2 separate regions of the Homo sapiens genome follow, and region 1 is linked to region 2. A link is a loop called in an ENCODE intact Hi-C map of the cell type or tissue named here. Cell type or tissue: heart right ventricle. All regions are shown on one strand. Links, peaks and the distances in the headings refer to the core of each region. The heading gives the core; the rest is flanking DNA.

Evidence for each region. Hi-C counts contacts between places; a loop is a spot of excess contacts. Peaks named below come from ENCODE experiments on the same cell type or tissue, not always from the same donor. Only the 100,000 strongest peaks of a DNase experiment are listed, where the experiment ranks them.
Region 1: a loop joins it to region 2, with 2.8 times the contacts of the local background. A loop is called at or near these places in 8 of 110 quality-filtered maps.

Annotation. Positions count from the first base shown.
Region 1 is chr2:8,868,921-8,876,920 of GRCh38, forward strand. It overlaps MBOAT2 (membrane bound glycerophospholipid O-acyltransferase 2), which reads right to left. Exons shown (of 13, transcript NM_138799.4): 8 at 4,188-4,380. Among named protein-coding and RNA genes, the nearest start is that of KIDINS220, 35 kb to the left of the region's middle. In heart right ventricle, for the core only: a CTCF peak has its summit at 4,093 (motif pointing right); no DNase peak of the experiment used is centred there.
Region 2 is chr2:9,087,884-9,104,335 of GRCh38, forward strand. It overlaps LOC105373414 (a long non-coding RNA gene), which reads left to right and starts at 14,701. Exons shown (of 6, transcript NR_187861.1): 1 at 14,701-16,277; 2 at 16,396-16,452. In heart right ventricle, for the core only: a CTCF peak has its summit at 8,074; a DNase peak (open chromatin) is centred at 8,008; H3K4me3 peaks cover 809 bases; H3K27ac peaks cover 1,813 bases.

The sequences.
Region 1 (8,000 bases), core at 1-8,000, 220 kb before region 2:
GCACCATGTTCTTTTTAATCATATATTTGAAGTGTCCTATAAACAATAATATATAAGTGAGGCATAATATTTTCCTTCCATTTTTTTTCTTTCTTGGTTCACCAGAACCTACTCTGTGTATATGTCTCTAGAATTTTTAAAAAATAGAGACAGGGTCTCCCTGTGTCACTGCCCAGGCTGGAGTGGCAGGATTATAGCTCACTGCAGCCTTGAACTCTTGGGCTCAAGCAATCCTCCTGTCTCAGCCTCCTGAGTAGCTGGGACTGCAGGTGCACATCATCATGCCTATTTTTTTTTTTTTTTTTTTGTAGAGATGGGGGTCCCACTATGTTGCCAAGGTGGTCTCGAACTCCTGGCCTCAGGCCATCTTCCCACCTTGGCCTCCCTAAGTGCTGGCATTTCAGGCAAGAGCTACCGCACCCGACCCAGAATTTGTTTTCTAATCCTTTTCACCACAATGCTCAATTAGTTATTTTTGCTTTATGTACATGCTTAAGCTGCAAAAAAAATTTCTGCCTCAAATAAGCCCTTTTCCAATCAACTGGAAAATTGTTCATGCTATTTGTATCATGACCAAAGAAAAAACAAACAAATCCATCAAAGCCCAGCAAAATAATATACCTATACAGACATGTATCCTTAAATTGTTTTATTGTTTATTAGTGCTTTTTAGTACATCAAACAAAATCCTTTAAAAATTACACTTTGGGGGAAAAGAATAAACAAGATTTACTCCTCTGTCAGGTTTAATGAGGTCAGCCGCCTTTGTTCAATTCACATAAATATGAGCCTCTAAGGTAAGCCTGCTAGCATAGTAACATATTCAACAGAATTAAAAATCTATTAACCGCATGGGCAGCATACCCATAGAAATGGCTGCTGGGGAACTCCTTCCCTCCCTCATGGTTGCCAACACTTCTGATTTGTTCATGTATTCATCCTCTCCATCTTTTTTAGCCTACTGTGATCTAAGAGCAATGAAACTCCTAACCAACTTCACAAGTGACAACAAGATTGGCCCAGGGTATGGTCAACAGCAACGAAACAAGAAGAGAACTGGGGATATCAAACTGCAGGAGTCCACCTTCCATGTTCCCCTGCCCCCCAGTCTCCCACCACAGACCCTGCCTAATCTTTACCTCAGGTAATGTAAATCCTGAGAGAGCTTCCAAGTTGTCATTATATAGAGATATTCCAAATAACTGACCATTAACATCAATTTAAACTTTAATCTGTCCCTACATGGACTAAATGTTTTTCAAACTTGAGTTAAAGGGAAAAAAAGTGCTCAGATCCCAGTAAATCATTTTTTTGAGGTGATAAGGAGAAAAGGGCAGGGCCACAGGGCTGTGGAGATGAGAAGCCTGATTCCCATTTTGAGAAGCCTGAATTAAGGAATTAAATATAGTCTGCCTAGCCACTAGTATCCATGAAATTATAATTTGAAAAATGTACATGTGGATACAAAAATCAGAAAGTAACTGTCCATATGATCCAGAATACATTCATACTATTTTTATAAATTATTAGTAAAATACAAAAACAAAGTTAAAGAATTTTGGAACTCTTGGACTTCCCAAAAAACAGATTTTTGGACCTCCAGAGATCATTAAACTCCAATTTTACAACCAAATGGACAATTACAAAAAGGTGACAGGGGTGGAGATGAACGTGGGCACATGCATGCTGAGCCTCAGCTGGCTTCTCCACTGACAGAGTTGAAACCTGAACCTCAGCGCTGAACCATTACCAGGAACTCAACCATTACTTGTGTTAAGACAGTACAGACATAGTACAAGTATTTATTGCATGGAATAACTTTATTGCCTTACAGCTAAAAATTCTTTAAATTCTTTAAATATAGTTCAATTTCAAATTGTCATTCATATATATTCTAATATGATTATTTCTTTAAGGAAGAATCAGGGAAAAGGAATTAACTCACCTTTGGTTTGTAAATATGTAAAAATGCACAAGATTCATTTTTCAAACCAAATATTGGGGTCGGAGGATCAGAAGTACCCTAAGAATCATTTTAATTGTCATAATTGCAAATAAAAAATTAATGATAAATTTGGTTGATTTTTTTTTTGAGGCAGGGTCTCACTCTGTTACCCAGGCTGGAGTGTAATGGTGCGATCACAGCTCACTGCAGCCTCAACTTCCCTGGCTAAAGCGGTACTCCCACCTCAGACTCCTGAGTAGCTGGGACCACAGGTGTGCAACACCACACCTGGCTAATTAAAAAAATTTTTTTTGAAGAGATGGGGTCTCACCATGTTGCTCAGGCTGGTCTCAAACTTCTGGCTTCAAGTCATCCTCCTTCCTCAGCCTCCCAACATGCTGGGATTACAGGTATGAGCCACGTGCCCGGCCTAATGATAAATCTTGTATATTTTTACATATTTACAGAGATCTTGTGATTTTTCTCAAAAGCCTTATAAATTCAAGGACCTCGTTCTATTGATAAGATTTCCAACAACTAGATGTCCAACCGAATCCAAAAACATGCAGAACTCTCATATTCTATGAATCTAGCGATTCAACCAACAGGTCAGAATTCTTACAAAACCCTAAAAATACCAGGTTTGTTTAGGAAAGTTCTCAGTCTCAATTTAAAGTCAGAATTTAAGTAGTACAGGAATTTAATTCGGTATTATTGATGTCTAAATTTGGCTACAATAAAAATGTTCAATCCTTAAAGAAATCTTAGATTAAAATCCATAAGGTAACATATTTTAATTGGCCATTAACTCACTAGGTTACAGCAACTTTTAATGATGCTATTGTGCACAGCTGTATGATGAAAGACTGAAAATAATGAATCCAGCCCCAAACTGTATTTCACTGTAATCAAAATAAAACCGACAGTAAAATGCTAATCCTTAGAGGCCTAATTATTGGCTGATGTGTTTCTTTGTGCATTCATTCAAATATTTGTTGAGTAACAAATATAAACAAGGCAAGCAGAACACAATCTTAAGAATAAAGGAGTTTATAATCTTGTGGGTGAGATAAAAAGACAATACATATATAAAAGAGGTTTCAATTTATCCAATGAAGCATTCTCTCTACTTTAGTCCAACCTTCAAAACGTGGCCAGAATCATCTTCTTCTGCCACAGGATCAGGCCATCAGCCTGCCTGAAGCCTTTTGTGGCTAATTCAGCAGAGCAGGCAAGGTCCTGTGAAAGCCCATTTCACCTGACCAGGTCCCTCCTTCCCACATGCCCCTGCTAACATCTGCCACGCAAAGCGAGGTACCTCCATGTCTCTTTGCTCATGAGTGCAAAACTAGCCATTTTCCACTTGCTGAAATCACATTCCATCTTTTTGTTTTTGTTTTTGAGACTACCTAGGGGTTATTGCTCAACTCATATTAAAACCTCACTCTGTCGCTCAGGCTGCAGTGCAGGGGTGCAATCATAGCTCATTGCAGCCACAAACTCCTAGGCTCAAGCGGTCCTCTCACCCCAGCCTCTCAAGTAGCTGGGACTACAGGCACATGCCACCAGGCCTAGTTGATTTTTAAAAATCTTTTTGTAGAGAGAGGGGTCTCACTATGTTGCCCAGGCTGGTCTTGAACTCCTGGCCTCAAGTGATCCTCCCACCTTGAACTCCCAAAGTGCAGGGATTATAGGGGTGAGCCACCATAACTGGCCCACATTCAATTAAAGCCACGATTGCATGTTATCTTTTCTCTAAAATTTGTTCTACCTGCCAAGCATAACTGATGACCCCCTATCAATGTGCCAATATCATTTTATTCACTTTGCTGATAAACTACTGATCATATTATACTATGGCTAATGGTCTATTTAACAGGTATCATAACTGTAAGCTGAATACAATCATACTAAATTATAACCATCTGGAGGATAAGAACTATGTCTTATACATACTCGTATCTATCCTGGCTAGCACTGAATCTAGAATATAATATGCATTCAACAAATATCTGTTGTCTTTCATTGATCCATGTATTTTTATTTTGTATTATAATAAAATTGATTCAGTTTTTAGAATATACTTACATATGAGTTGCGAGGGCTGTTTTTTCTACACAGATGACTTAATTTTTCCAATTGGTCTTTATGTATCCTCAAGAGGGCGCACTGATAGCAATCTATCGACAAGGTAAGAAACGCTTCAACCAGACACAGGGAAATCTATTTACATGTTACTTACCTAGCGTCCATGCAAAATAGTATTTGGGTCTGGCAGCCAAAAGAGAGATATACAGATAGATAATCTTTGTTGGCCACGAAGCTGTAGCTTGAAAATGCTCATCAATGTTGTACTCCACAGGTAATGTTGTACAGATGGTCAAGTGAAATAACAAGGACAGCCCACAAACTAAGAGCTTCTGAACAACCGCAGTCTGAAAAGCGCAAGGCGAGACTTCATCAACTTTATCCATGCTCCTTTTAATTCATTCTATGTATTATCGACAGATTAATCTTCCTGAATGGATCATCAGTCCTACAACTCTCCTGGTCAAAATTCAAGAGCTACATTGCACTTGGCATTTAAAGTCTTCCATGGTCTCATGGTATGAACTTTTCCAACTGTATCTATAAGTACTACCTAGGGGTTATTGCTCAACTCATACTAAAATCTCCATTTTGTATTCAGAATTTTCAGGAAATAAAAAAATCTAAAAGCAAGCATAAGTGTATTGGTGTGAATGGAAGTGAATATAAAAAATTAACACTAATTACTTTTGGCAATAAATTTTATATGGATATATATATTTTTTCCATTGTGTCTTTTCTGTATTTTCCAAATTCTAGGCATCTCATGGATGTTATTTTTACAATAAACAATCTATGCATCTCTGTAAATCTGAAAGTTAACACAACTTTGTTCAAGAATAATAAAAACCAAAAGAGCTATACACCTGAGAAGAATAAGAATTTGCATAAAAGACCCTGGTGAAAGGAAGAGGCTATTCTTAGCAATAGTGCGGTAAGGTCGCATCACCAACTCATGGTATTTTGTATTTTTACAACTCATGCTGTTTTTATATTTGTAGAAGGCCAGAATATTTCAACTTCATTTGGTATAAAAGAGATTATATAGGCTAGGAAGAAAAAGAAACAAGCGAAGAGAAGGCTAGATCCAGATGAAGTATGCAACAAAATATCTGGATTTAGAAGTGCTCTATACAGTAACCAAATAGTATTCAAATTAACTGCAGTAATTTATCAATGAAGCTCCACATTTTAACACTTTATATAATAGTGCCAGAAGAAAAGCTCCAAGACAAGAGCCAAAGCATATGCCGGATGCACTGCACTTCTGAGAACAGTATTTTATTATTGGTTGCTCCTGCGAGGTGGAACTCAGTGTTCAAGGACTCCTTGCAGCAGTTGTTATTCTCATTTTCCATTGTCTTTTATCCCTTTCTTTAATAAAATAAGGCTACTCTTTCTTCAGTGCCTCCCAAATATCTTACCTATACATTTGAATTATGAGATTTTAAAATGGTAGAGAAAAAAATTGTAATTATAAATGAAGCAAGGTGAAATAAATGGCCCCATACTTTAATTTTAAAATGAGGCTTATCATTTTAGTAATGTAATAAGAAGTACTGTGGCCACGAGACTATATGGTTCTGAAGTAGGGCAGGGATATGGTGCTGCAACGAAAATGTAAAGAACACGAAAACAGCCTGTATCCTGAGAGGTGATATCCTCAGCCCCCTTCCCCTGCCCAGACCCAGAGTCCCAGCAGTCAAGTTTGTATGCCCTAGGCAGAAAACTGGAGAATCCTTCACCCAAAAAACCAAAGAGCCCCAGAGAAATAGCCTACAGACATCATGACAGAGACTGCCAAGTGTTTCCCAGGAGCCCTCCTCCCCTTCCTGCACAGAAAAGGAAGTTTCTCTTGGGTGCTTGGAAGTCTAGCTAAAGATGACACATCATAGCCTTTGGTGCACCCGAGTGTGGCTATATGATTAGGTTCTGGCCAATAGGATATGAGCAAAAGTAATATGTACAGGGAAGATGGAGCTTGGATCTCTAACACTTTGGGGCCCCCATATTATCAATGCACTGCTTACAGGTGAGCTGTCCCACATATAACATAAAAACAAATTTCCACCTTGTTTAAGTTCCTGTTATTTTGGTCCTTGTTTCAGCAGCCAAACCCATATCCTAACTGATGCAGATAGAGGAGAGAACAGTGGAGAGGTCCCCAACAGAAGAGCCAGTGGGCTCCGTGAGCATCCTCCTTAGGATCCTGAGCATCTATGCACTTCACTGATGCACAAGGAGCTTCCAAATGCCCCTTGAGGGACTTATGACTAACTACCACTATTTGACTTTATAAAGTATATGCACGTGAAATTTAAATAAAATATATTATTAAAATGGTGGGAAAATACATGAAGAATATTTGCCATTATCAACAACCTCTGATTTAGGATGTCTATAACCCAAAAGAGGAAAGTGATATTTTATGATAGTAAAACCCATAAAAACTCAGTGAAGTGATAGAATATATACATTTGTATTATTCTTTGTCAAGTTTGATTTACTACTATCACTTTTATAACATTTGATATTTTCAAGTATTTTACAAAGTCATTTGATCTTCATACAGTCTGTAAAATGGGGAAGACATTAAGATTCTCCTTTTGCAGACAAGGACTCATACACATTAAGTGATGTGCCGAAATGATGAGCCAAACTGGTCACTGACAGTCCAGCATCTTGACTCCTAGGCTTTTATTCTCCTTCCAGCATTCCCGAATAAACTTCTAAGAAGCTGTCTACAATTGTCTTTACCTTCTCTTACAGCAGGGAGACCACTAAAAGATTAAGTGGTCATCCTGGAGATACAAAACAGTCAGTGAAGAGACACCAATTTCAAGTCTGGAATCCCACTCAGTTTGATATGACATTTCTCAACACTTAACCAGTAATAGAAAATATGAAGACAAAACACCTTTTTGGTATAAAATACAATGAGCGACATGGTAGGAAAGAGGTAATATACTATCTTTTGCAAGTGCAGGTACATTTCTACATTGACTCTTTGTTGCCCACACAGTGGAGGGTGGTAGATTTGCAGGAGAAAGAAGGTGACCCCTTGCTCTAAGCCCTACATTCACAGAAAACACACCAGCCCCTTTCCTTCATCTCACAGACTTCCTGATTGGCCTATTCTTTTTCATGGAAACTTTATAGATTTTACCAGATGAAATCTAACAGAAACTTAGCCTATACAGAGCCTCACTGCCTTTCTTTATGAAGCAGCATCCCAGCAATTTCAAGTGCCCCAGTGGCTTAAAGAAAATAAACATTATGTTTGGTTGTAAGGCAACTTAGCATAGACTTGAAACCAGATTGCACTGGTTTGAATTCCAGTTCTACTGCCAACCTGGGGAATCTTGGTCAAATCACTTAGCCTCTGAGTCTCAGTTTCCTCAATGGTGAGAAAAACAGTGTCTACCTTGTATGAATGCTGTGAAGGCTGAAAGAGTAACTACGTGTGAGGTGCACACCACAGTGCCTGGCACATGGTGAGCACTGTCAAAGTGTTAGCTATTATTAATATCTTTATCATATTACTAATCTCTTCATTGTGGGAATCAGGAGCTGTTTTGTGGAAAAAGGTGGTATTTGAAGTAGGCTTTTAAAGAGAAGAAAGATTTCAACTTGCAATAATTAAGAAGAGGAGAGGGAAAGCAAAAAAGAAATGGAGGATACAGAGTGTTTACAATCTGCTGGAACACAAGGCATAGGTAAGAAAGAAATAAGAAAGAAAGAAAAGGAAGGGAAGGAAAGGGGGAAGGGGGAAGGGGGAAGGGAGCCTGGAAAATTGTTAGGCTGGCCAATTCCATGCTAAGAGCTTTCTTGTAAAATCCCCTATAACCATAAAGCATTATTCTCACTGAGGAATTTACCACATAGTTTCTCAAGTGACCTTATTTGTGTTCTTAATCATGACTGTACTTCTACCAGGTGCAGTGTGAAGTTATTTATCTTGAAAAGT
Region 2 (16,452 bases), core at 4,753-12,752:
ACCATTATGAAGCTGTAAGTGGCAAGGTCAAAAAATTTTAACTTTAAATTAAAATATAACATGTATAGAGAAAAATGTGCATACTTTCAATGTACAGTTTGGTGAGTTGTCACAAAGTGAATACACTCGTGTAACCACTCATGTAACCCCAGAAGCTGTGCTCACGGCCCTTTCCACAACTACCCATCACTCCTTCCCAAAGGTAACCATTATCCTGGCTTCTAACACCACATCTTGGTTTCGCCAATTTTTAAGCTTTCATGCAAATGAGAATCATACAAAATGTGGCCTTTTGTGTCTGGCTTCTTCTACTTATGGAATGGATTCTTATGTGTGGTGTAAGGTAGTGACCAGGTTTCATTGTATTTTACCCATCACCGTTTGTTGAAAAGCCATCCTGTCTCCCGCTGCTCTGCTGTGGTGCTTTTGACACCAATCAAGTGTTCCTGTATGTGTGGGTCTTGTGGACTTTCTGTTTTGTTCTGATCATCTATTTGCCTCTCCTGTGTCAATACCACCTTGAAGTCTTTCCGAAGGCTTGGCATCCAGTTGAGAAATCCTTTCAATTTTGTTCTTTTTCAAAAATTGCTTGGTTATTTGAGACCTTTTGCATTATCATATAACTTTTAGAATCAACTTTGCATTTTTGCAAAATACCTACTGGATTTTTATTGAGATTGCATTGCATTGGAATAGATCAATTTGAGAACTGACATCTTGAGATAATTGAACTTTTAGTCCACAAACATCTCTCCATTTATTTAGGTCTTCTTTTATATTTTTATTATTTATTTACTTAGAGACAGAGTCTTACTCTGTTGCCCAGGCTGGAGTGCAGTGGCAATATCTCAGTTCACTGCAACCTCTACCTCTTGGGTTCAAGAGATTCTCGTGCCTCAGCCTCCTGAGTAGCTAGGATTACAGGGGTTCACCACCACGCCCAGCTAATTTTTGTATTTTCAGTAGAGAGAGGGTTTCCCCATGTTGGCCAGTCTGGTCTCGAATTCCCGACCTCAGGTGATCTGCCCGCTTTGGCCTCCCAAAGTGCTGGGATTACAGGCGTGAGCCACCCTGCAGGCTTTCTTTTATATTTTTAATAATGTTTTGTCGTTTTCAGCATAGAATTCTTGAAGATGTTTGTTAGATTTATTTCTAACAAAATTATTTGTTAGGTAAGATGTTTAAGTTTTATCTTTTAAAATGTAATTCATAATTGTAGTTTTATACAACTGATTTTTGTTAATTGGCTGTTTCCAACAACTTTGCTAAATTCACTTTTTTTTTTTTTAGATGGAGTCTCGCTCTGTCACCCAGGCTGGAGTGCAGTGGCGCAATCTCGGCTCACTGCAACCTCTGCCTCCTGGGTTCAAGCAATTCTCATGTCTCAGCCTCCTGAGTAGCTGGGATTACAGATGCCCACCACCAAATCTGGCTTATTTTTGTATTTTTAGTACAGATGGGGTTTCACCATGTTGCCCAGGCTGGTCTCAAACTCCTGACCTCAGGTGATCCACCCGCTTTGGCCTCCCGAAGTGCTGGGATTACAGGTGTGAGCCACTGCTCCCAGCCTAAATTCACTTATTAAATCTAATAGTTTATCTGTCTCTGTCTTATTCTGTTCTTAGAAGAAACATTTACAAAAATTCACCTTTATACACGTGCTGTGGATTTTAAAAATAAATACATTTTTATTGGATTAAGGAAGTTCCCTTCTATTACCAGTGCTAAGAATTGTTTTATTAATGCATGTTGCATTTTATCACATGCTGTTCCCACATTTATTGAGAAAACTGTGTTTTTCTTCTTTATTCCATTAATGTGGTAAAGAATTATTCAATGATGCTGGGCGCTGTGACTCCCACCTGTAATCCCGGCACTTTGAGAGGCCAAGGCAGGTGGATCACGTGGTCTGAAGTTCAAGACCAGCCTGGCCAAGATGGTGAAACCCTGTCTCTACTCAAAACACAAAAATTAGCCGGGCGGGGTGGCAGGCGCCTGTAATCCCAGCTACTTGAGAGGCTGAGGCAGGAGAATTGCTTAAACCCGGGCGACAGAGGTTGCAGTGAGCCAAGGCCTCACCACTGCACTGCAGCCTAGGCAACAGAGTGAGACTCTGCCTCAAAAAACAAAAGAAAAAGAAAATAGAACTATTCAATGATGAATCAACTTTGCTTTCCTGGAATAAATCCAATTTGGTTGTGATGTATTCTGTTTTTTACATAATACTTTATTTTGGTTTGCTAATATTTTACTTAGGATCTTTGCATTTATCTCTTTGAATTAAATGGGTCTCTAATTTTCCTTTCTTGTAATGTTTTTATCAAATTTGGGAATCAGGTTCTTCTGGTGTCATAGAAATCTTGAGGAATCTTTTCTCTGTTTTCTAAGAGTTATGTAAAATTGATGATATTTCTTTCATAAATGTTTAGTAGCATTCACTTAAGAAGCCATCTGGATCTGGATTATTCTTTATGGGAAGGTTTTTATTTTTTTATTTTATTTTATTTTTTTGAGATGGAGTCTCGCTCTGTCACCCAGGCTGGAGTGCAGTGGCACGATCTTGGCTCACTGCAACCTTTGCCTCCTGGGTTCAAGTGATTCTTCTGCCTCAGCCTCCTGAGTAGCTGGGACTACAGGTGCGCACCACCACACCGAGCTAATTTTTGTATTTTTAGTTGAGATGGGGCTTCTCCACATTGGCCAGGCTGGTTTCGAACTCCTGACCTCGTGATCCACCTGCCTCAGCCTCCCAAAGTGCTGGGATTATAGGCGTGAGCCACTGCGCCTGGCCATGGGAAGGTTTTTAAATGCTGTATTTAATTATTAAGATTTTCTATTTATTCTTGTGTCCATTCTGGTAACTTTTACTTTTCTAGGAATTTATACATTTCATCAAAACTTCCAAATTTACTGGCATAAAGTTGCTAATAATGTCCTCTTATTTTTTTTAATTTTAATTTTTTTTCTTTTTTTGAGATGGAGTCTTGCTCTGTCGCCCAGGCTGGAATGCAGTGGCATGATCTCGGCTCACTGCAAGCTCCACCTCCCGGGTTCAGGCCATTCTCCTGCCTCAGTCTCCCAAGTAGCTGAGACTATAGGCGCCCACCACCACGCCCACCTAATTTTTTGTATTTTTAGTAGAGACGGGGTTTCACTGTGTTAGCCAGGATGGTCTCGATCTCCTGACCTCGTGATCCGCCCGCCTCAGCCTCCCAAAGTGCTGGGATTACAGGCGTGAGCCACCACACCCGGCCAATGTCCTCTTATTTTTTAAAAAAATGCCTTTAAAATATTTCTAGCAATCATCGTTTTCATTCCAGATACAGTTATTTGTGCTACCTCTGTTCTTTTTTATCAGCCTATCAGGAATTTATCAATTAGTGTTTCCAAATAACCAATTTTGGTTTTGTTCATCCTCTATTGTAAATTTGTTTTGTATTTAATGAAGATTTACTCATCTCTTTACTATTTATTTTCTTCTACTTTCTTTGGATTTAATTTGTAGTTCTTTTTCTAACTTCTTTTTTTTGAGATGGGGTCTCGCTCTTGTCACCCAGCTGGAGTGCAGTGGTGCGATCTTGGCTCATTGCAACCTCCACCTCCAGGGTTCAAGTGATTCTTCTGCCTCAGCCTCCCAAGTAGCTGGGATTACAGGTGCCTGCCACAACATTCGGCAATTTTTTATTTATTTATTTATTTATTTTGAGACGGAGTTTCGTTCTTGCTGCCCAGGCTGGAGTGCAGTGGCACAATCTCAGCTCACTGCAACCTCCGCCTCCCAGATTCAAGCAATTCTCATGCCTCAGCCTCCCAAGTAGCTGAGATTACAGGTGCTTGCCACCACATCCAGACTCTAACTTCTTAGATTATTTATTTTTAGCCTTTTTTCAATATATCTCCATGTAAGCATAAGTTCGGTTATACCTCACAAATTTATATTTTGAATATTTACATTTTAATTCAGTTCAAAATACATTCTAATTTCCACTGTCATTTTATCTTTAACCTGTGGTTTGTCTAGAAGTGTATTTTTAAATTTCCAGAAACACATTGGAATTTTCCAGTCATCTTTTTGTTATTTCCTAGCTTAATAATAAAAGAATATAGTCTGTGTGATTTAAATTCTTTGACATTTTAAAATACTTGTTTTATGACTCAGTGTATGATTACATTCTATAGGAAGGTCTGTATGCACTTGAACTCAATGAGTATCTGCAGCTCTTAGGGTACAACATTCTAGGTCATCTAGATCAAGTTTGTTAAACACGTTTTTCAAATCACCTATATCTGTTCTGATGTTCACCTATGTATTCTGTCACTTACTAAAAGATTTGTTAAATTGTCCTACTCTAATTATGAATTTGTTGATTTCTCTTTATAGTCTGTCCATGTTTGCTTCATATAATTTGAAGCTATGTTATTAAGGAGCACACATTTTTAAATTATTACATCTTCCTGCTGAATTGAATATTTGGTCATTATGATGCCCCTCTTTAACTCTAACAATTCTGGACTTACCGTCTACTTTGTCTGATATTAGTACGATAGCTTGAGGTTGAACAATTTCTTTCAGTTCCTATTTGGCTGTTAGTACCGTCTACTTTGTCTGATATTAGTACGATAGCTTGAGGTTGAACAATTTCTTTCGGTTCCTATTTGGCTGAGGGTTTTTGTCATAAATGGAAGCTGAATTTTGTCACATACTTTTCCTGCATTTATTGAGATGATCATAGAGTTTTTTTCCTTTTGTCTGTGGATATGAATTATGTCAACTGTCTTTTCCAGGCATGTTGTTTATTCATTCATTCATCTGGCCATTATCTGTGAGCAGTCATTGCCACCGGGCACTGTGTTGGATGTTGGAGGTGCAGTTCTGACTGTGGGGAAGGTCCCTGCCTTTGTAGAGCTGAGTCTCAGTCTACCTCTTGGGTTCTAAGGTGAGATTGCCAGGGGTCACTGGCTCTGAGATTGCCAGGGGTCATATTACTTCTGGTTTGAGGAGTGTGCTGCCCCCATGGACCTGAATCTTGCAGTTCTCTTGAACTTCCCTGGGAGAATGTGTTAAGCCCCAGGTACTCCCAGAAATGAGGCAAATCAGGAGGTCTTGGCTGGGGAAACTGAGAGCTAGCCTTGCAGCTACTACTGATAAGTTAAATTTTAACTCTGGGCTGTGATGTAATCCCTGAGGGACACAGCATCTTGTCCCTGGCTTGTCATGGCTAGAGAGTGGAGCTTATAGCCCTGGTATTCACGACTTTCTTCCCCACCCAAGAGGGAGGGGAACTAGAGCTCTTCAAAGATGTTAAAAATTAAAAACAATAACCCCACCATACTTTCTCATTAAAAAAAGAGTCACATCAAATTAGAGAAATAATACTATTAGCCAGGTGTGGTGGCACCAGCCTGCAGTCCCAGCTACTTGGGGGACTGAGGCAGGAGGACAGCTTGAGTGCAGGAGTTCAAGGCTGCAGTGAGTTGTGATCACACTGCACTTTTCAGCCTAGGCGACAGAGTGAGAGCTTGTCTCAAAAAAGAAAAAGAGAGAGAGAGAGAGAGACAGAAAGAAAGAAAGAGAGAAAGAAAGAAAGAAAGAAAGAGAGAAAGAAAGAAAGAAGGAAAGAAAGAAAGAAAGAGAGAAAGAAAGAGAGAAAGAGGAAAGAAAGAGAGCGAAAGAGAAAGAAAGAGGAAGAAAAGGAAGAGAAAGAAAGAGAGAGAGAGAGGCAGGGAGGGAGGAAGGAAAAAAGAGAACAATATCAAAAAGATGTGTTGCACCAGTCCTGGAGCTGTTGACCATAACACCCACTCTGAGGCCTCTTTTCTTAGCCTTGAAACCCCCACCGTCTCTCACCCACGTTGCTGCAACACCTTTGTAGCTGGCTTCCTGCCCCTGGTCTTCCTTCCCGCTAATTCATCCTCTCCAAACTGAGCCAGGGGCTCATCCTGAACTAAAATCTAGCCATAAAACTCCTCCACTTCAAATTTCCCACTGGCATCTCAGAACCTTCAGGATGAGCCTCAAACTCCAAGCACGATGAGTACCAGGCCTCCACGGCCCAGCTCCTGCCCCTGCCCCCACCCAGCCTCCTCTCCCCCATATCCGCCTGACCGTCTGCACCCTGCCACATGAGCCAGTGTGCCAGGACCTCATGCCCCTGCGTCTGCCCACACTGTCGTGTGCCCACCACCTGCATCTTGGTGGGCTTGACTTCCCAGCAGTGACTCTGTGCAACTGCCAGTTGAGTAGTCATTGAAACGAAGCCCAACCCTTCTTCCCACCTCACGCCCACCACAGTCACCTGACTACTGGATTCAGGCTCGGGTTGACCACATACTTACTGAGCGCTAAGACCCTGGCTAGAACCCTCCACACACATCATGTGGATCGGTGACGTTCGGAGCTGCGCGGTGCCAGAGCAGGGTCTCAGAACTAGAGCAGCTCAAGCAACCCAGGCTCCGCTGGCTTCCTCCTGACGGGATGCTTGGCTCCTGCTGTGGAGCTGCAGAAGTGCGCGGCTACCCAGCAGGCGGGGCTCCTGACCTGCCAGCACTCTTGGCAGTTCTCTGTGACCCTGAAGTCCTCCTTTGTGAGAGTTGGAGGTCTGCCCCTCCAACTCAGGGCATGTAGTCCAAACCCTGAACCATCTCCTTAAATCTCTCATTCCTGCTCTGGTGTGCACAGAACTAACACTTGCTGAAAGCAGGCCTCCTCATGGGAGAATTCACACTCATGCTCCAAACCTTCAGCTATACATTGAAAACCAATGGTGCAGAGTCCCACAGCAGCAGGAGAAAAGGATGCACTGGAGGCTTGGTGGTACATACAAATTTGTACAGCAAGTCGGTATGAATAATGATATAGTGGAATATGATGATTCTTGAGCCTTCTAAAGAAAATAATACTAGCCAGGCACAGTGGCTAACGCCTGTAATCCCAGCACATTGGGAGGCTGAGGTGGGCAGATTACCTGAGGTCAGGAGTTCGAGACCAGCCTGGCCAACATGGTGAAACCCCGTTTCTACTAAAAATACAAAAATTAGCTGGGCATGGTGGCGCATGCCTGTAATCCCAGCTACTCGAGAGGCTGAGGCAAGAGAATTGCTTGAGCCCGGGAGGCGGAGGTTGCAATGAGCTGAGATTGTGCCACTGCACTCCAGCCTGGCCAACAGAGTGAGACCCTGTCTCAAAAAATAATAGTAATAATAATATATGTTCTTCTCTTGCTTCTCAAACGAAGGTACCTATGTGCCCTGCGGATTTGGGGAGCCAGGCCAGAGAGTGGATGTGTATCTTCCTGAGGGGTTAACTTCACTCAAAGATTTGAGGTGAAACCAGTACCTTAACTGGTCAGTCGGTGACTGAAAACAGTCCTTCTATAGAATAGCAAACATGGGTACGTTCAAGAGTAGGATGCAGACTCTGCACAGATCCTAAAGCTACGTTGGGAAACGTCAGAGAAACGCAGCTGCTTTGGGAACTTGGATATCCTTCTCTGCAGTTAGGGGAGTGGGGCAGGAAGGACGCTGGCGCTGGCCGGTGCCGTGTGCACAGCTCTCCCCGAGCCTCTGGTGGATGGAGACAGGTGGGCCCGTAGGTGGAACTGCCCATTCCCCGAGAATGAACACTTCTGCCTGTTATTCTTGTCATTCATGCCTTTTTAAACTCTGCAGGCTGAAACCATGCAAGTAGACAGAATCCAGCCCACGCCTGTAGCCCTAATGCTGCCCTGACGTGGTCTGGATTTGGGTTTGGGAAGCGCCAGTGCCCCTGCCCCCGGGTCCTCCACATACACACACACCACCACCCCTGCCACCACCCCTGCCACCACCCCTGCCACCACCCTGCCCCTGTCGGGCTGACAGCTGAGAGATCGGGAAGTGCTCCCTGCGGCCGCCCAGGCCTGCTTGATATTCCGGAGAGGGCGGCAGCAGCGTTCAGAATCCTTAGATGAACCTGCCTGGCGGCGCCGGAGGCCGGAGGGCGCTTGGCAGAACCGCCAGGAAGCGAAATAACAAACAGTCTCCAAAAAGCCCACAGCTCATTGAGCCCGGGAAGCGCATGGCCTCTGCTGCCCCCACCCTGTGGAGAAGCTCAAGGGGCAAGAAAGAGGAGGAAGCTGATGGGGGGCGGGGCACGCATCTCCTAAGCAGGCCCGCCCCGTCCAGAGGGGCCTGAGGGGCCCAGCCAGCCCCACAGGAGGCCCGACCAGGGCCTCAGAACCACCCCGGGGCCTGCTTGCTGGTTGGGCAGGGCCCACCCTCACGGTGCCAGTAGCTCTGCGCGATGATAAAGGGGTGCTCAGGCCTCAGGGTCAGATCCCTAGAGAGTGACCTCTGAAGTGAGGGAGGGGAGGAGAAGGAACTCAGAAGGAAGTGGCAGAGAGGCCAGACACACTGCTGGTCTCCCCCATTTCCTGGGAGACTCGCCTTGTGGGAACAGAGCAAATCAGGTTAACATCGCCAAGGGAGGGGATCAGAGAGGTGTCTGGGCCAGGGCCTCTCCACACTGAGGAATCAGCTGCGGCCCGCAGAGAGGCAGGGTTTTCCCTTGGTGGCACAGGCAGACACATACCCGGCCCCACAGTGGTCTCCTCCATCTGGGGTCCCATCAGAGCCATCGCTCCCTCCTGGAGTTCCGCTCAGTGGCCTGCCCCAGGGGGCCCCCGCACAGCCACAGGGCTGTGGGAAGGGAATGGTCCAGGCAGGCCGGTCAGGCCGGCTCCCCCAGATCCCTTGGCTCCCCCCAGGAGCTGGCTTCTCACTCCTCACAGACAACAAGGGCGCTATGAGATGTCATCAGAGATGCCACCAAACACCACAGGCAAGGGACCCGTCACTCAGCCCGGGCTGCTGAACGTGCTGAGGCGGCTCTGATATGCCCAGAAAGTGCCCAAGCAGGTGACACTTGGGCCAGGACAGGCACACGGAGATGACCTCCCACTGCCTCCCCAAGGATGACCCTGCTACTCTGACTGAGAGGGTCTTCAGGTCAAGGGCGGGGAGGGTGGCAACAGACACCAAAGCCGAGGGCTCTGAGCAGGCTCAGAAGCCGGGTGTGGAGCGGGAGGGTGGGGGCGCAGTGGCAGGGGCTGCTGCAGGGCCAGCTGTGCCAGCAGGGGTGGGGGCAGGGGCTCAGCGGAGCCGGAGTGCCAGGAGCTAAAGACCACCCACGCCCTCTTCTCGGAGGGCGAGCAGGCCAGGGAGAGCGACTTAAGCCACATGAACTTTCCCATTATCCCTGAAGGAGCGGGGTTCTTGTTGGTATTCTACCTGCACAGCTGCGTGAGACGCAGATATGGAAAACGGCCTTTTGGTGATCAGTCGGAGGGAAGGCCTGGCAGACTCAGTGGGGACTGGGTGGCAGGGAGGCAGGGGGAGCCTGGAAGCCCCCAGGGAGGCTGTGGGACTGGCAGGGCCCCTTCTCCAAGTGCCCAGAAACTTCCCCAACAAGACTTCAGCCTGTCCAGCAGCCCCCGGGGACTGTGTTGCGACTGTGATTACGTGGTCACCATGGTTTGTGGACACCGAAATGTCAAGAATGTCAAGCTCAATGCTCCCTGCTCCACAAGCATCTCCCAGAGCTGTGGGGAGGGTCATGACTGCCACTATTTATAGTACAGTGGCCTGCATGCGTGCCCAGCCCATTCCATCCTCTCCACGTGCACACGTGCGTGTGTGTGTGTCTGTATATCTATGTATTTGTGTATGTGTATATGTATGTGTATGTATGTGATGTATTTGTGTGTGTATGTGTATTTGCGTGTATGTGTATATATGTGTATATGTATATGTGATGTGTGTATTTGTGTGTATGTGTATATATATGTGTATATGTATATGTGATGTGTGTATTTGTGTGTGTGTGTGTGTGTCTGCCCACCCCCAAGACTTGCCTGCAGGGGTTACAATGGCTAGTCCATGCCTTGTAGCCTTATGCCTGTGGAATCATGAACACTCTGGGCCTCTATTCTCTCATCTTTAAAGGATTCTAACCCTTGGTTGTCCAACAATCAAGGAAAATAATAGATGTGCAAGGAAGCTGCCTACCATTACTTTTTAGAAAATAAGGGTGGATGTACATTAATTTACTCATGATTATCCATTCACTCATTCAACAAATGTTCTTTGTACTAGGCACTAAGAAATCAACAGTAGAGAAAAGAGAATTGACATTAGCCCTTGTTCTCAGGAAGTGGACGGTTTAGTAGGAAAGACCTGAATAATAAGCACAGATACACAGTTGTGTTCAGAGTTATAAAGGGCAAGAGCAGTGAGCTCTGTGCACGGGACTAACGGGGCGTGCGAGGAATAAACCACAAACGTGGGGCGGTGGGATGGTGGAACTGTGAGCCCAGGACAACCCTGATGGTGGGTCCAGGAGGCAGGGACTCACCAGAGGATCTGAAGCCTGGAAATCTGTCCACAGGGGGCAAGACATAAGTCTCATTAGTCAGAACAAAACCAGGATCCTGGGAATTTGTCCAAACAGGGATAAGGCCGATGGTAGCTGACAGGTTTCTGGGCACATACACCAGTATCAGGAAAGGCACAGGGAAAAGAGGGACCCAGGGACCGAACAGGCAGCCCTTTGGGGGAGCAGTAGGACCATCACAAGCCAGTTCTTGGAGAAGTACAGTGTCAAGGTCAAAGGAGGATCAGTTGCAAGACTCCCCACTGAGGGTGGGCCCCAAACCTCTGTGTCTGGGCGAGGCTGACCCTCTCCCACATGGCACACCTGCAGCTGACCAGGGGGTCTGTGCTCAGTGCAGGCACCTTCCCTCTCCTCCCCACACCCAGCAGTAGGTCCTTTGCTTTCTTGGCTCTGGCCCCAAGCACAGCCGAGGGCTCTAAAGCTGACCCTGGCGTCCCCACTTTGTGCTTCGTGATGTTGCCGGTCAGAATTTGTATGTAGTCACCTCCCGACCGGCGTGGGCAGTGCTGGCCTCCTGGACTGGAGCGTGGGCCAGATCTCTGGCCCTTCAAGGGCGCTGACACTGAGCAGGGCTGGCCTGGGCCTCCCTATACACCTCTTGTTGAGGACTCAGTGGGTTTCAGAGTCTGGGACAGGGATAGTTTAACAAATGGAGGCTCCGTGGTCCCAGACCGGTGAGAGAATGTGTGTTGAATGAATGGATGAGAACAAAAGCCAGAAGCTTGAAGATATTTAGAAATAAGATCCCCTTTTCCATATAAATGAAACACTTGAAGACCAGATTTTCCAAAGCAGTTGGAATGGCTACCCCCAAAATATCTCCCCCCCAGAGGGACTTCTAAAGGGTTAACTGACACCTGAAGGGAAGGGGCTTAACACCCCTAAAATCACAGAAAACAAATCTGGTCTGGCTCTTGGTATTCTCCTTACATCCTTAAGTAGTTTTAGACACAAAATGTCTTCCTCCCTTAAGTAATTCTAGACACAAAGTGCTTTCCTCATTTAACCCTTGTAATCACACTAGGAGGAGGATGTGATTCGTGTCCATTTTGAAGGGGAGAACACAGATTCAGAGTGGGTGGGTGACTTCTCCACAGGCAGAGCACAGACAGCCACACTTGCAGCTGCTTTAACCAACAAGCCGTGCTCCTGACCTTGGTGTTCGGCTTGGTTGCTTTGCTGTGGGTTGGTTTCGTTTGTGTGACTAAGACTTTTAAATGATTCGGCTCCTTTTGTGTGTTTGTTTTTGATCTTTGCAAGATTCTCTAATGGTTGATCCAGGGCTGCCCCTACACCGTTCTCCTGTCACATGCCCCGTTCCCCTGACATTGACATCAACCAACATAATATGCTGAAGAAGGGTCTTCGGCAGCTGGAAACTGGCCCAGGCATTGCGGTGGGCAGCCAGCAGGCATCTTCTGTCATTAGCCCTCCCTAGGGAAGACAAGTTCAGCAATGGTTCCTGGGAGAGGCTTGGGATAGGAAAAGAAAGGATGTTCCTATAGAGGAAGCAAATGTTCCAAGATACTTCCATTAATTAAGAAAATCTAGGGTAATAATACACAGTCCTCAAAGTCCTAGATTATAAAACCATTGTGTTAGGTTGAAGCAAGTATCACAAAGAAATACAGAAGGTCATTACCAAGACTTTTAGATGGCAAACATACTTAATGGAAACACCTCTTTCTTAACTCTGAAAACGCTTCATGTAGCATTCAGGCTTCCATTTAAAATTAATTGTGTGCATTCTAAGAGCACTTTTAGGACCTTGCAGAGACCCTCTCTGTAGATTACATGATTTGAAACTATAGCTAAGAAAATTTTGTGAAGTGGTGCAACTCTCAGAAATCAAACATGAATATGCATGCCAGGTGTGGTGGCTTACGCCTGTAATCCCAACACTTTGGGAGGTGGGAGAATCACTTGAGCTTAGGACTTGGAGACCAGCCTGGACAACATAGTGAGACCCCATCTCTACTAAAAATAAAAAAATTAGCTGGACATGGTGGTGCACACCTGTGGTCCCAGCTACTAGGGAGGCTGAGATGGGAGGATCACTTGAGCCTAGGAGGTCAAGGTTGCAGTAAGCCATGATCATGCCTCTGCACTCCAGCCTGGGCAACAGAATGAGACCCTGTCTCAAAAAAAATAATAATAAAAATAACTATGCAAAAAATATGACTTTATTTTTCTATATTACTAGCTCCCTCTCCTGGGGCATTCACTACTAATCTCAGTCATATTGGAGTTCCCCTGTCTTCTTTTCTCTGGGGTTCTAGGTAAGTTCCAGGGGCAGGGTGATGGTGGCAAGCATTACATAGTTCTGAGCTTTGGGAAAGGGGACGTCTCATCTTCACCGTCATCTTCACATGCTAGTTTCAACTTGTGTTATTAACAGAAACTTCCGCTGTCCCGCCTGACCTGCAGCCAAGCATCCACACAGTTTGTCCACAAGGCCCTCCCCTGGTCGCTGTCCTCTCAGTTATTCTCAGTGTTACTCTCGGACCCAGGAGCGTGATTCAGCAGCTCCTGCGCGGTGGGAGGTGGACAAAGGCTCAGTCCACTTGGGCATATCATAACATTTCTTCTCCTAGAAGCCATGACTTCTAAGGGTTGGAGCCTCCAAGCTTCTTTGGGATTTGGGACGTCCCTGAGGCACGCAGCCTGGGGAATGGGCTGCGCAGCCTGTTTTCTCTAGAACCTGAGCATGCAAGCACCACTCTTGCATTCTGATTCTCCAACCCCTCGCCTGGGAGGAGGCGAGAAAGGCTTGCCCTTCACCATATCTTCTCATCCCACATTTTCTGTTACATATGTTGCCTATGCCCTGAGTCCTTTCTGTTCCTCTAAACACCTGTGTTTGTTTTGTGTTTTTAGGTGTCATTTATATAGAAGAAAATGCGGCTGGGTGCAGTGGCTCATGCCTGTAATCCCAGCACTTTGGGAGGCCGAGGCGGGCAGATCACTTGAGGTCAGGAGTTCAAGATCAGCCTGGCCAACACAGTGACATTCTGTCTCTACTAAAAATACAAAAATTAGCTGGGCATGGTGGCACGTGCCTGTAATCCTAGCTACTCAAGAGGCTGAGGGAGGAGAATCGCTCAAACCTGGGAGGTGGAGGTTGCAGTGAGTTGAGATTGTGCCACTGTACTCCAGCCTGGGCAACAGAGTGAGACTCTATCTCAAAAAAAGAAAATGCACAGATCTTAAGCACTCAGTTTGAACAATATACAGAGCATCTCCCTCAACCCAGAAGGTTCCCCATGAAAGGGCCTAGACTTTTGAAAACCAAAAAAGTCCCCCCCTTATTTTCCTCTACCCTGCTCTGCTCATTCCCTTTGGGGAGGTAATGATCACACTCTGGCCTACCTGCAGCTCCTAACGGTGCCAAGTACATAGAGAAATGCCAAGGGCAAGGGGCAACCGTGAGATCGCATCTTAAACAGTATCCTCACATGAATCTCCCAATAACAAAGAATTATCCTCGTGACATTCACTCAGTACATTATAGTCCACTGAGCGCTCTCACTCTGTTCGTCTCATTTAACCTTACAATGTATTATTCTCACAATGTATTGTATTTGTATCCTTACAATGACCCATGTACAAATTATCATGCCATTTGGCAGATGAGAAAACTGAGGCCCAGAGTGAAGAGGTAATTTTCCAATGCTCCACAGGTGATACATGTCAGAGATGAGACAGGATCCAGATTCATGCCACTCCGTTTGTTTCCAGAGAATCTAATCATTACCAGCCTTCAGAGGGCAGAACAGAAAGACAGTCACTGATGCAGAGGATCTGAAGGGCTCCCAAGCCCTCCTCTTACCCAGCGCCACTCAAATTCCCCAGGACGGGGCTGCCTCCTTTCACTCCCCACTAGTTCTTACTTGGTGTTAAGCCATCAAAGACCTCGATGAATTGCCCCTGTAGAGGGTACCATGAAGACAGGGCCTAGCAAGTTTACTTCAAGGAGAAAAAGTGCCGGAAATGAAACAGATTAAGACAGTGGCCCACAGCACGGCAGGGGCTGACCTCCCGGGCCGCATCCAGACATTCTCACTTACAAGCAGTGTGATTCTGGGTAATTAACCAAACCTCTTTAGGCCTCTGTTTTCTCACATGTAAAGAAAAGATAATCACAGAATCTCCCTCAGAAGGGTTCTTATGAGACTTCCATGATATCATGCAGGTAAAATATCTCCCTGCCTGATTTGGAGTAAGCATCCATAGATGCTAGCTAATATCATTATCGAAAGGAGGCTGTGAAAACACGGACACTAATATTTCACTAGTGTGTCATTGACGCTGCAGCAAGACTACATTACCGTTTTGAAGTTAAATAAAACATAGAGATAAATCTCTGAGTTTAACATGTTTTATTTGGGAAGCAACAACTGCAGTTCGGGGGATAGACACAGAACGGTGGCCTCTCGTATGTCCAAAGAACAGAGAAGTTTGGAGGTTTTATGAAGAGGAGAAATGCTGTGTATTGTTTTGAAATAAAGTTCCTTGGCACTAGTAAGGTTTTGGGGATGCTGGCGAACACTGATTTGTGGGTGATGGTGTTAGATTTCAGCAGGTTGTTCCAGTGGCTGTTAGATAAAACTGGTTTCAGGTTACACCTGGCAGTTCCAGCAGCCAGGTCTGCAGAGAATCGTATGCTTGAAGGAACGTCTTGTGCCTCAAGCGCTTTACCCGCAACCTCTGGACTCTGTTTTAGTTGAGTGTGACAAGAAAGACCCAAGGCGTATGAAGCTTTGACCCTGTTTTGTAAACTCCCTTTGATGCGGTCAGAGTTCATTTGGGGAAACTTCTGGGAATAGTCAACACGGCCGGTTGGAAACGGAGGTGGAATTCAGTGGTTACAGCAGAAGCCTGCACTCTATCGTCCAGTGAGAGCAGCCCAGGGATGGGCACTCATGAAGGAGAGTGATGCTGCCCACAGGAAGCAGGCCAGTGCTGAGCAGAGAGAACCACAAGAAAAGCAGACAGGTCTGCCCGCGTTTGAGCTGGTATCACTTGCCCAGCAGGCAGGCATGGGGTGACACATGACTGGGCGAGCCACTCGCTGGGTGGGGCATTCACACAGGTCAGCTCAAACCAGATGGAGCCTGGGACTGTGACCAAGGAGCGAGTGAAGGTCAAAGCCACACATGGGGCTGAGGGGCCAGGTGGCCGCCTTATGAGATCGAAGGCGGGAAGCTTTGGAACAGGGCAAAAAGGGGAGCCCAGGGTGAGGGGAGAGGGCCGAGCAGCTCGGATCTCTGATGGTGAGCTGTGCAGAGATGGGGAAGCGCCTCTTTTCCTCTTTCATGTGGGTGTCAGGGGGGGTCCAGGCCTGAGGGAGCCAAGCTGGAGGGTGCAGGGTTTCGCGTCTGCCTCGGAACTGGATGTTTGAAAGCAAAGGTGAACGGCCCAGCAGGCCCGCTGGGGCACTGGGAGAACTGGTTTTTGCCATTTTAGGAATTGTTTGGCTTTGGCTTTTTTTCTCACTAAGAAATTGGAATCTGAAAGAGCCTTTCAGCTTATTGTTGAAAATCCATCAGGACCTGAAAATTAGAGACCGGGCCTGAGCTTTCAGCACATTTAAACTCACGGGAGCGAGGTGGAAAAGCCACAGGAAGTGGATGCACTAATTTAGAAAATAGGGAGAGGGAAGACAGCGCCTGTCCCCTCCCTGATTGACCACAGGTAACCCCTGGTCTCTCTGTCTACTGAGGCTGAGTGGCCTGTTCTGGGTCTGACTACCCTACCCTGGGGCCTGACTCTGCCCCGCCCCTCGCAACACTCAACAAACGCTTGTGGAAGGAGTGAACAAATGACAAGTCACGAAACCTAAATACAGGTATGTCACAAGAAGCCCTCCAGGCAGCGAGTCACTTAGCACTGCACAGGTAGCAACTTTCTAAAATATTTTACCTTTAGTATTGTCATTTCATATTTCTGTCTTTCTCTTACTTTAGTGTACTATTTTATGGTGTCTTAAACCATCACGCAATTCCACGGGTATGCAGCACAAA